2 separate regions of the Homo sapiens genome follow, and region 1 is linked to region 2. The links are chromatin contacts, found by POLR2A ChIA-PET in ENCODE. All regions are on one chromosome and are shown on one strand. The core of a region is the stretch at or near the end of the contact, and the rest is flanking DNA. Distances in the headings are between cores, read along the strand shown. Region 1 overlaps APBB1IP (amyloid beta precursor protein binding family B member 1 interacting protein). Region 2 overlaps PIP4K2A (phosphatidylinositol-5-phosphate 4-kinase type 2 alpha).

The links. ChIA-PET counts read pairs that join two places held with the same protein, here RNA polymerase II (POLR2A).
Region 1: POLR2A ChIA-PET joins it to region 2 with 14 read pairs in activated naive CD4-positive, alpha-beta T cell. The contact joins two enhancer-like sites. POLR2A ChIA-PET finds 5 or more read pairs at or near these places in 2 of 52 experiments (activated naive CD4-positive, alpha-beta T cell and naive thymus-derived CD4-positive, alpha-beta T cell).

What each region holds. Positions count from the first base shown.
Region 1 is chr10:26,479,609-26,484,527 of GRCh38, forward strand. The region is part of intron 2 of APBB1IP (amyloid beta precursor protein binding family B member 1 interacting protein); the gene reads left to right. Among named protein-coding and RNA genes, the nearest start is that of APBB1IP, 44 kb to the left of the region's middle. Within about 2 kb of position 1,508, at least 10 of the 41 ENCODE cell types and tissues checked have a DNase peak (open chromatin) inside an H3K27ac peak, as active enhancers do.
Region 2 is chr10:22,665,166-22,670,808 of GRCh38, forward strand. The region is part of intron 1 of PIP4K2A (phosphatidylinositol-5-phosphate 4-kinase type 2 alpha); the gene reads right to left. Among named protein-coding and RNA genes, the nearest start is that of PIP4K2A, 47 kb to the right of the region's middle. Within about 2 kb of position 2,111, at least 5 of the 41 ENCODE cell types and tissues checked have a DNase peak (open chromatin) inside an H3K27ac peak, as active enhancers do.

The sequences.
Region 1 (4,919 bases), core at 258-2,757, 3.8 Mb after region 2:
ATAAAAATTGACACGTAAGTGTATATATCTAAAAAGCAACATTGTAATCTTTATGATGATTAAATAACTTGCTGATGTATTTTTGCTACGCTTTTGGCTGCATATTCTTTTACCTTCTCTTCCTATAGGGAATAAATTTGAAATACAATTTTCTGTATAGATGATTTAGTGTCTCCTCCAGCATGGCTGATCAAAATTAATTTTTAGGATTGAGAGTTGAGAAGAAGTTGACTTTTGCTTGACAGCTCTAGATGGTAATGCCTCCTCTGTAACTTCCTCTGTGGTTTCTAGCTCTGGCGGTACTTCTTGCCAGTGAACAAGGCCTCAGAGAAGTGCAGCCTTTGTTCTTACTAACATGGCACCCTGTGGCATCCAAAGGCCCAGGCGACAGCTGGACTGTTTGGCCAGGACCACAGAACCATCAGTTCCCACCACCCTCCCAAATCCTGAGCTGGAGCTGGGGGTGACATAAGGTAGCCAGGAAGCTTGGATCAAGGTGACCCCGGGCAAGGAGCAGAGCAGAGCGTTTCCTTCAGATCTTCTCCTTGGATTGGGACATGAGATCTAATGTCCACGAAATGCATCATGGGAGGGCTTTTGCTGGACTCCAAGTAAAGTGGAGATAGTGCTGGTAGTCGCCTGACCCCACTCCAAGACCTAGGAACCCTGACCCAGGTGACCTCCCAGCAACAGAACAGTGTTGTGTTGTGTGCTGCTGCTGGGGTGCCAGAGGAGACATGTGGCATCAGAAGGGTCCTGCAAGTGAGAAGCCCTGAAATGTAAGCTTCTTTGTTGGCTTCAAGGTACATTGGCCTCTGTGAGGAGGAAAACCAGGAAAGAAAACTGTCAGGAAAGCCAAGTGAAGAAAATATTTCCAGGAGGGAGTGATCAATAATATTAAAGGCTGTATAAGATGCTGACTGGGAACTAACCATTGGATTTCACAACAGAGAGATCATTGGTAATCTCTTCTTTCAAAATAACTTTAATATTGGAATGGTTGAGCTGCTTCTTTTTTTTTTTTTTTTTTTTTTTTTTGGTAAACATGGGATTTCCCCATGTTGCCCAGGCTGGTCTCTAACTCCTGGGCTCAAGTGATCTGCCTACCTCGACCTCCCAAAGTGCTGGGATTACAGGCATGAGCCACCATACACCACAGATTGTTGGTAATCTTGGCACACAGTTTGGTGACATAGTGCAAACAAAAGTCCAGTTGAGATAGATTCATGAGAAAATAAAGACAAGTAGGGGACAGTGAATTGACCTAACTATTCACAGGACTTTTGTTTCTAAAAAGAAATGTTCATGATTTTTATTTATTAATACAACATGATAAACAGAGTATTTTCTATTTGTATCTCTTCAAAAAATTCTAAATTGCATTGTCCCTCTGGTTTTAGGTCACAGTAGGTCCTAAATACAAAAGCAGTTCCCCATTCCTTATATAGACACCCAAAGTAGAAAAAAAAAGGGAACTTAAAATAATCTAGAGACTTGGCACTCTCTTTCCAACCCGTGGGCATCCAAGTGAAACTAGTCTACAACTTGTCTCCCAGAGCTGGAGGCCAGACAGACAGATGGAAGTGGGGATGTTGGGTTCATATGTGCTGACCTCTGTTGTCCTGTGTCAAGTGTTCTTGCACTTGAGTCCTGGGGAACATTTTTGGGTGTTGTTCAGTTCTCTCACTTTTTTCTAACTGAAGCTTGACTTAGCAGAGTGTCCCCACCTTGTCCCACCCACTTATTTCCAAATTGCTTTGATTTTATGCAAAACATAAATTTTTCACTAACTTTATGGTTTGCATAAAATCACAGCAATTTGGAAATAAGCACATTTAAAAATTGTATCTTTTATTTTTTGTTTTGTTATTTTTGTTTTTATTTTTTAATTTTAGAGACAGGGTCACACTTTGTCACTCAGGCTAGAGGGCAGTAGTGCTGTCATAGCTCACTGTAGCCATGAGCTCTTGCGCTCAAAGGATTCTCCCACCTCAGCCTCCTGAGTAGCTGAGACCACAGGTGCGCACCACTATGCCCAGCTAATTTTTTTGGCAGAGGGGATAGAGATGGGGTCTTGCTATATTGCCCAGGCTGGTTTTGAACTCCTGGCCTCAAGTGATCCTCCCACCTCTGCCTCCCAAAGTGCTGAATTTCAGGTGTAACCCACCGCACCTGGCCTAAATCATATTTTTTAAAATGTGGTAGCCCATCTCATTACGTGTGTGTGTGTGTGTGTGTGTGTGTGTGTGTGTGTGTGTGTCTTTACTGCAAAATTCTAAGACTTTTCAAAGCACTCTCTTAGTATTTTTTTAAATTACTGAAATAAATCATTTCATTTAATGATTAGTTTTTTATTTAAAATGTTATTTACAGGTAACTTTTGCCATGACAATATTGCTTACAAAAGGACCCTGTTGTCTTGGCTGTCCCTTCTGTGTGACCCTACCTATGTATATACACATGTCCATATGAATTTTGTTTGTGACTCACTGCATATTAGTCTGAATTGATCATATGACCACAGTCATTGTCCTTTTGATTCAGTAACTACTTGCTAGCCTATTAAGATTTTCACCGATCTCAGGGGTACAGTGCAAAGTTGGTTAAGTTGGCCCAAGAGGTTTCTTCACCTTAGTTCTCTGTTGAGTGAATTATTTGATATAATCCGTAACTTTAGAGATGCTTCTGTTTCCTGTTTTACGCTACACAGAAGCCTCGGCTTCCCCTTTCTCCTCCCTCAAACGTTGCAAGAACCTTTAACCATATGCTGTGTTATTCTGTGAACCACTTCCTCTTGATAAAACGCTTTCATTGCATTTTGAAAAAATACAACACTGAAGGAATCAGGTAAAATTCAATATTCTAAGTTATTTTCAATCACACTGTACACAGGTGACTTCACAGTTTCCACCAGCATTTGCGAGCATCCGAATTCTGTAGTGCGTATTTCATCCTAAGGGCAATCCCATTCATAAGCTTTTTAAAATTTTTTTCTCCTCTTTTGTATCTGTAGTTGTAATATGTCTACTGATTTATTTCCTAGAAAAAAATGTTGCCAGATGGTTTCTAATTAAAAAATAATAAAAATATCAAAGCAAATTGATACTTGGAGAGCCTCAGATTTTTGAAACTTATTTCTCATCAATTCCAGTTCTATTTTAGTTTTGGCAATCTAGTAATAAACTCAAAACACTGTAGGGTAAAAAAACAACAGTCCCTGTAACTCCAGCACTTTGGGAGGCTGAGGCGGGCTGATCACCTGAGGTCAGGTGTTTGAGACCAGCCTGGCCAACATGGTGAAACTCTTTCTCAAGTGAAAAAAAAAAAAAAAAATTAGCTGGTCATGGTGGCCGGTGCCTGTAATCCCAGCTACTTGGGAGGCTGAGGCAGGAGAAACTCTTGAACTGGGAGGTGGAGGTTGCAGTGAGCCGAGATCACACCATTGCACTCCAGCCTGGGCAACAAGAGCAAAACTCCATCTGATAAAAAAAAAAAAAAAAAAAAAAAAGCAGTCAATACTAGGATACAAACATTTTTCTTTAACTGTCTTTAACATAGAAAGATGTACAGTATGCAGATAAATTCATTGAAGAGAAGAAATACAGCTGAGGAAAACCCACACAGAAAAATCTTCCAGAAATTTGTTTAAGCCTCCAATCATGTCTGGGATCAATAAATATTTGATGACTGACTTACTTTGTGTAAACTCGATCGATTTACTTATCTCTGGATGCCTCAGTTTTCTCATCTAAGATGAATATAAAAGTGTTTTCATTTCACCTAGGGTGTGAGGATGGATTTAATCAGTCAATGCACGTAACGCACCAGGACAATCCCTGGCATGGAATGAGAACACCTAATAGTTATTCGCTGTTATTTTTATTATTATCAGGCAGGTAGAGAGCAAGGGGAGATTTCTCTCTCTCTCAACCCCAGCCATGCACAGAAGCAATTGAGTGAGGAGTTTTCTTCTTGGTAGACAGACAGGTAGCAACTTCTCTGGTTAATACTGAAGGCTAATTCTAACCTTCCTGAACTTCATTGACTGTGTCTCATTTTAATAATTGCAAAGTCATTTTTATACCTCCTCTGTTGTTTCATTTTTTTATCATTATTTATTTTGAGTCAGGGTCTTGCTCTTTTGCTCAGGCTGGAGTGCAATAGTGCAATCATGAGTCACTTCAGCCTTGAACTCCTGGGCTCAAAGAATCTTCCTGCCTCGGCCTCCTGAATAGCAGGGACTACAGGCGCATGCCAATATGACTGGCTAATTTTTTTATTTTTTGTAGAGACAGGGTCTTGCTCACAAATATTCTGTTTTGTCTTTTCTTTTCATTCTCAGTGCTCTGAAATTTTCATTCTGTTATTGGTATTAGTATCTTAGTCCAAGTAAAGACTAAGCATAACTAAAAGTACAGCTGAAACGGTGAAATTTGCAACCATTCAAATTAGCTTAGACAACCCGTGAGTTTGTAATATCTTAATACGGTGCTATAAGAAATATAAGAAAGCAGGGTTTTGACAGATAAGCTCCTTATAAAAATGTAAATAATATGAGTTTCTTCATTGTATTGACACTTGCTGCCACCGAAAACATCAACTCTGTAAACCCAAAACTTGATAATCACAAGAAGAGAAAAATCTTAACAAGTTTTTTATTTCATGCAGAAGTTGTTAGGACCACTTGTTTGTTTTGTTTTGTTTTGTTTTGTTTTGAGATGGAGTCTTGCTCTGTCGCCCAGGCTGGAGTGCAGCACGACCTCAGCTCACTGCAAGCTCCGCCTCCCGGGTTCAAGCGATTCTTGTGCCTCAGACTCCCAAGTAGCTGGGATTATAGGTGCGCACCACCACGCCCAGCTACTTTTTTGGTATTTTTAGTAGAGACAGGGTTTCACCATGCTGGCCAGGCTGGTCTCAAA
Region 2 (5,643 bases), core at 861-3,360:
TTTTCCCTCTAACCAACCTGTGACTTTCAAGCCTTAACAAGCCAAGGTGCGCAGCTTGGTTGGTATGTGTGATGACAAAAGCAACAAGAGAAATGCTTTGCGTTTTAAAAATATGAAATCCTATTACATATATTTCTCTGAATGTGCCTTTTCCTAAACTACATCATACAGATCCCTCCTACACAACTGGTCTAGCTCACTTTTAATTATATTACTTCAGAGAGTGAACGCACTATAATTTATTTAGCTGTTCCACTACTGAAGGTCATTCACTTTGTTTCCATTGTATCTTTTGAGACAGGGTCTCACTCTGTCACCCGTGCTGGAGTACAGTGGCACTATCATGGCTCATTGCAGCCTCAACCTCCTGGGCTCAAGAGATCCTCCTGCCTCAGCCTCCCAAGTAGTTGAAACTACAGAGGTGCACCACCACACCTGGCTTTTTTTTTTTTTTTTTTTTTTAAGAAAAAAGTAATGGTGTCTCACTATGTTGCCCACACTGGTCTCAAACTCTTGGGCTCAAGCAATCCTCCCACCTTGGCCTCCCAAAGTGCTGGGATTACAGATGTGAGACCACTGCACCTGGCCTGTTTCCAATGTTTAGATGCAATATACTATGATGCTATAAATATATTTATATATATAGACATACACATATATATACATACACACACAGACACATACATATATATACATATATATACACACACACAGTTTTACTAATCAGTACTTTTAGTTCTATGGGATAGATTATCAGAAGTGGGACTGTGAGATCAAAGGCCATATATATTAATTTTGATTACTATTTTCAGATGGCTTTCCAGGAATGCTATATAAACATACAACATTCTCTACAATGTCTGAAATAGGTTTCTAATAAACTTGACCAAGGAAAGGTTGCCTTGCCACCTATCTTTAGGAAAAAATCTAATACAACACATTTTAATTATTTTCCCCTAACTCCAATAAGTTTTGATGCTACTTTCATTACTCTCCTTGTTTCCCAATAATGCTTTTACCAATATTACATAGGGAAACACAGAAAAGAATACATTACACAAATTCTTCCACCATGAATTTCAAAATAAATATCTGAGAAATGTTGAGAGCTACAATGCCTTTAAAGTATATTGTATAACTTACTGATTATCAACCAGTTTTTATGATGGCCATCTAAACTCCAGGGGGAGAAAAACGTACCCTCATATAAAAGTCACGGGAGAAACCATGACCTTTCAATGCTCTTTTCCCAATCTACCAAAGAAAAGGAACAGCTTTTTATGCAGCAGGAAGGCATTAATTTAGGAAGCCTGTTTTGAAAAATTATCGATCCCAAAAGATATTATCAAATACTTAAGTAGAACCAAGGAACAGCTCTAAAATTCTACTCAGAAGGCAATTCCAAACACCCAGGCTAACACAGCCCCTGTGTCAACATCCTGCAGCTGGCTTATCATCAAATGCTTTCTTCAGCCTGCACAAACCCCAACTGCGGTTCTTCTTAAGTTCTCCCTGCACTGTTTCCGGCACCTACATTTCTTTTTTTCTTTCTGCAGGCTTCATCTGAAACAGCACTCTCCCAGTAGTCACTTGCATTTGATAAGCCCTACTACCCCTTTGCTCCCCGAACGTACATTTTCCCATTACATTTGTAGAAAGTTTTTAATAGTCCTATACCGATAGGAATAATATACCAATATAGCATCAGAACAACCAACATCCACATCTCTGCAAGAAAGTTAATCATTGGCCGATGCCATTCTATGAGGCACATGTAAAAAGGGCAGGTGAATCTATTCACTACCTGCTTAATAACAATCACTTTCCAATTAATATTAATAACTATAGCAAATAACATGGAAAGAAAAAAATACCCACATTTCCAACTCACAGACTATAACTTTGTAAAAATAATAATGTGTTGACTGGCACAGAAGTCCTTCATCAGAGTCAGAAAAATATTTGCCCTGATCATGTAAAATGCCTTATTTTGCCAGGTGAAAGTGGGTACTAACGGTTTCACATGATGCTTAAAAGAGCAAGATCTTGATCAAGTAGCAAGGAAATTAAAATAACTAGTGTTCAATTATATTCCACAAACTAGCTTTAAATTAATTTAGTTTCTCAAGTGGAAAAAAGAAAGCAACCACAGAGTTTTGATGTGTGTATTCAAACAGAGCACGTTAAGTCTTGAAATATTACATAATTTTTTATGAATACCAAATTAGAATTATGGTAGCAAACACCTTAAGATTTCACTCTAAGTCCTTTGGCTTTGAATGTGTTGCTTTCATCCAAAAGATTAAAGTGGGAAAGTAATATCTATGTGGTTTTACTCATTCTTCAACAAACTGAAGATCACTTATAAAATCGATAATCGTAAAAACAAATTTAGCACCTAACAAATGACGTGCTTCTCATGTCACATTCCATGAGATACACATTTATACACCAAGACATTAATCTGGGAGGTTATAAAATTAAAATTCTCTTAGAAAATGAATCCTTTGCCTTTATTTTTTAACTAGAAAATAGATGTCTTCCAGCTTTTCCCAGAAACTAATACTTGTAAAAAGAGGATTTTGAAAAAAACTTTGTAACAATTTTAAAAGTCCTCCAAAAAGTTTTAGAAGTAAATAATACTTTCATGATTGAAAGGACTCTTAGCCACAGAAAATCCTGAAGTTTTCAGTGAACTTCTGTGTGTGTGTGTGTGTGTGTGTGTGTGTGTGTGTGTGTGTGTGTGTGTGTAGAGAGGGGGAGGGAGGGAGACAGAGAGACAGAGAGAGAGACAGACAGAAAGACAGACAGAGTCTCACTCTATCACCCAGGCTGGACTGTAATGGCATGGTCTCGGCTCACTGCAACCTCCGCCTCCCAGGTTCAAGCAATTCACCTGCCTTAGCCTCCTGAGTAGCTGGGACTATAGGCGCGTGCTACCAATCCCAGCTGATTTTTGTATTTTTAGTAGAGACAGCGTTTTACTATGTTGGCCAGGCTGGTCTTGAACTCCTGACCTCGTGATCCGCCTGCCTTGGCCTCCCAAAGTGCTAGGATTACAGGCGTGAGCCACCACGCCCAATCTTAAGTAGTATTTTTTAAACTGGTCTTTAAAATTCCCTGCATTAAAATTTTAAAAGATTCTCTCAACGTTTCCCAGTAGGCCTTTTCATCACAGACTATCACCAACTAAAAAGACAATGGGCTGAAGTCAAAGCAAAACTAAGACCTCTCCTGGCTAAGTAGCACAGTGTTTTTTTTGTTTGTTTGTTTTTTAATGGTATGCTAGATAAACCAGATGCTTCTGGATCATATTGAAATATCATACAAAATAAAAACCCTTCATTGGCTTACAGGGTAGGCAGCTCTCAACATACAATTGGGCTGTATTTCAAAAGTAAAGCTCTAAGCTCATTATTTGGAACTCAGAATGCATTTTCCTGAAAATTCAATGTTATAAATAGAAGCTGGTTTTCTGAACTAGTCTGCAAAATTCTATATGGCCCACAATGTAAATGAAATACTATGCATGTGGATCAATGCAGAAAATACTAGAAAATATTCCTTTCCAATACACAGTCTACTAGCAACAGTAGATATTAAACCAAACAAAACACGAATGGGAATTTATATAAGAAACATGTACTTCTCTTGAAGCCTGATGCTTCAAGCAAAACATGGTTTGGGCTGTTTTTGTAAAGAAAAAATACCAAATAAGATAATTTAACAGTAAACTTTGGGGATGTTTCTTCATGTTTTGTTTCTGTTAGCTCAATTTTCTGTTTTAATACATTTCATTTTTAATAAAACACTCCTGGTTTTAATACTCTTTTTTTGTTGCTAGTTGATAATTTGAACATGTCTATGGAGTTTTCAAGAGCTCTGGGGACTAAGAACACTACATTCACAAGTCTCACTTTGCTTCAAAAATAATGTGGCTCTGAAATCCTTTGATAGGGAAGTGTCACAGTACTAGCCATATGCTTTGCAACTATAATGAGGGGAGATTTTTGGCTCACAAAGAGAATGAGTAAAAAGGAAATTAGAAGAGACCGAAGATCAAAAAAGGAAAGAAGGAAAGGTATGTATAGTTATGAGCCGCATAACGACACTGCAGTCAAGGACACAGCCTATACACGACGGTGGTGCCATAAGATTATAGGTGTGGGGCAGGCAACACCACCTAGGGTCATGTGAGTACACTCTGTAATGTTCACACAACAACGTAATCGCCTAACAACACATTTCTCAGAACATATCCCTATCATTAAGCAACACATGACTATGCATAAATGAAAAAAACAAAAACAAACAAACAAAAAACAACAAAACTGTCAGAAGCAAAAACCAAGCTATGAAAGAAAGAAGGAAAAGGAGCACTTCTCCCCACTAAGTCCTCTCCACAGAGTCAAGACAGCAAACCCTGTAGGGTAATGCAGCTGAGGCTATGGACACCGGGTTTATTGCGGGCGTGCCCACTGGAGAGGCCATGCACACTCAGAGGACACCACGGATGCAGGATACAGACGGTCTGCGACTTGCCAAGTTCCAGGTGCAGGCAATGGGGCAGTGGAGCTTGGAAGACTTTGTGCAATCACTTTTTTACCAACCGTTTTTTGCTAGCAAAAAATATGAATGTCTTTCTGATTTCTAGTCTGCATATTTGTTTATTTGCAGAATCTCAGTGAAAATGAATGACTATGACCTGTTAGTTCACAAGCTGACCATGATTACAGAAAGCCAGGCTGGGCCAGCCACTAGAAGCAGAGCACCTCATCTGGACATTATGGGACCTCAGCATGATGCATACATAAATTAGAGCCCCAGGCTACCATGACCTATTGTGTTTCTTAGTGCTTCCATTAATTGCAGTCTTAATAATCATACCACATGTAATTTACAACTCATTCTGACAACTAAAAAGTATGACAGGCCAGGTGTTGTGGCTCAAGCCTGTAATCCCAGAACTTTGGGAGGCCAATGCAGGAGGGTCACTTGAGCCCAGAAGTTTAAGACTAGCCTGGGCAACATGGTGAAATCCCATCTCTACAAAAACTACAAAAATTAGTCAGGCATGGTGGTGCGCCCCTGTAGTCCCACCTACTTGGGAGGCTGAGGTGGGAGGATCGCTTGAGCCCAGGAAGTTGAGGCTGCAGTGAGCCGTTATGGCACCACTGTACTCCAGCCTGGGCAAAAAACAAAACCAAAAACAAAACAGTATGATAGCCAACACACTCCTTAAGGTCCACCTGACTGACAAACTTCTTCCATATGCAAACAGCTGTGACCTTCCTTCTATGGGGTGTTCACTACAAAGACAGGGGTTCATTTATTCACCCTCTTACTCGGCAATTCTTTATTGCATACGTACAGGGCATCAAAATCGATTCCAGGGGCTAATAGTGCAATTAATAATAGTAATTTCAAAAATTTTGTCTCACCCATATCGTCTGCATTTTCCATAATATGTTATTTACATAATTTTAAAGCTAATTTAGTAAAAACTTATATATTTCTCCATAGTATTCAAAAACAGTTCACCACACACCCTAGAAATATTTAAAAATACTGTAGCCTTTTCACATATTACAACCAGTTGATATGAATCATTACAAACACTTGATTATCTCTTTGCACTAAAAA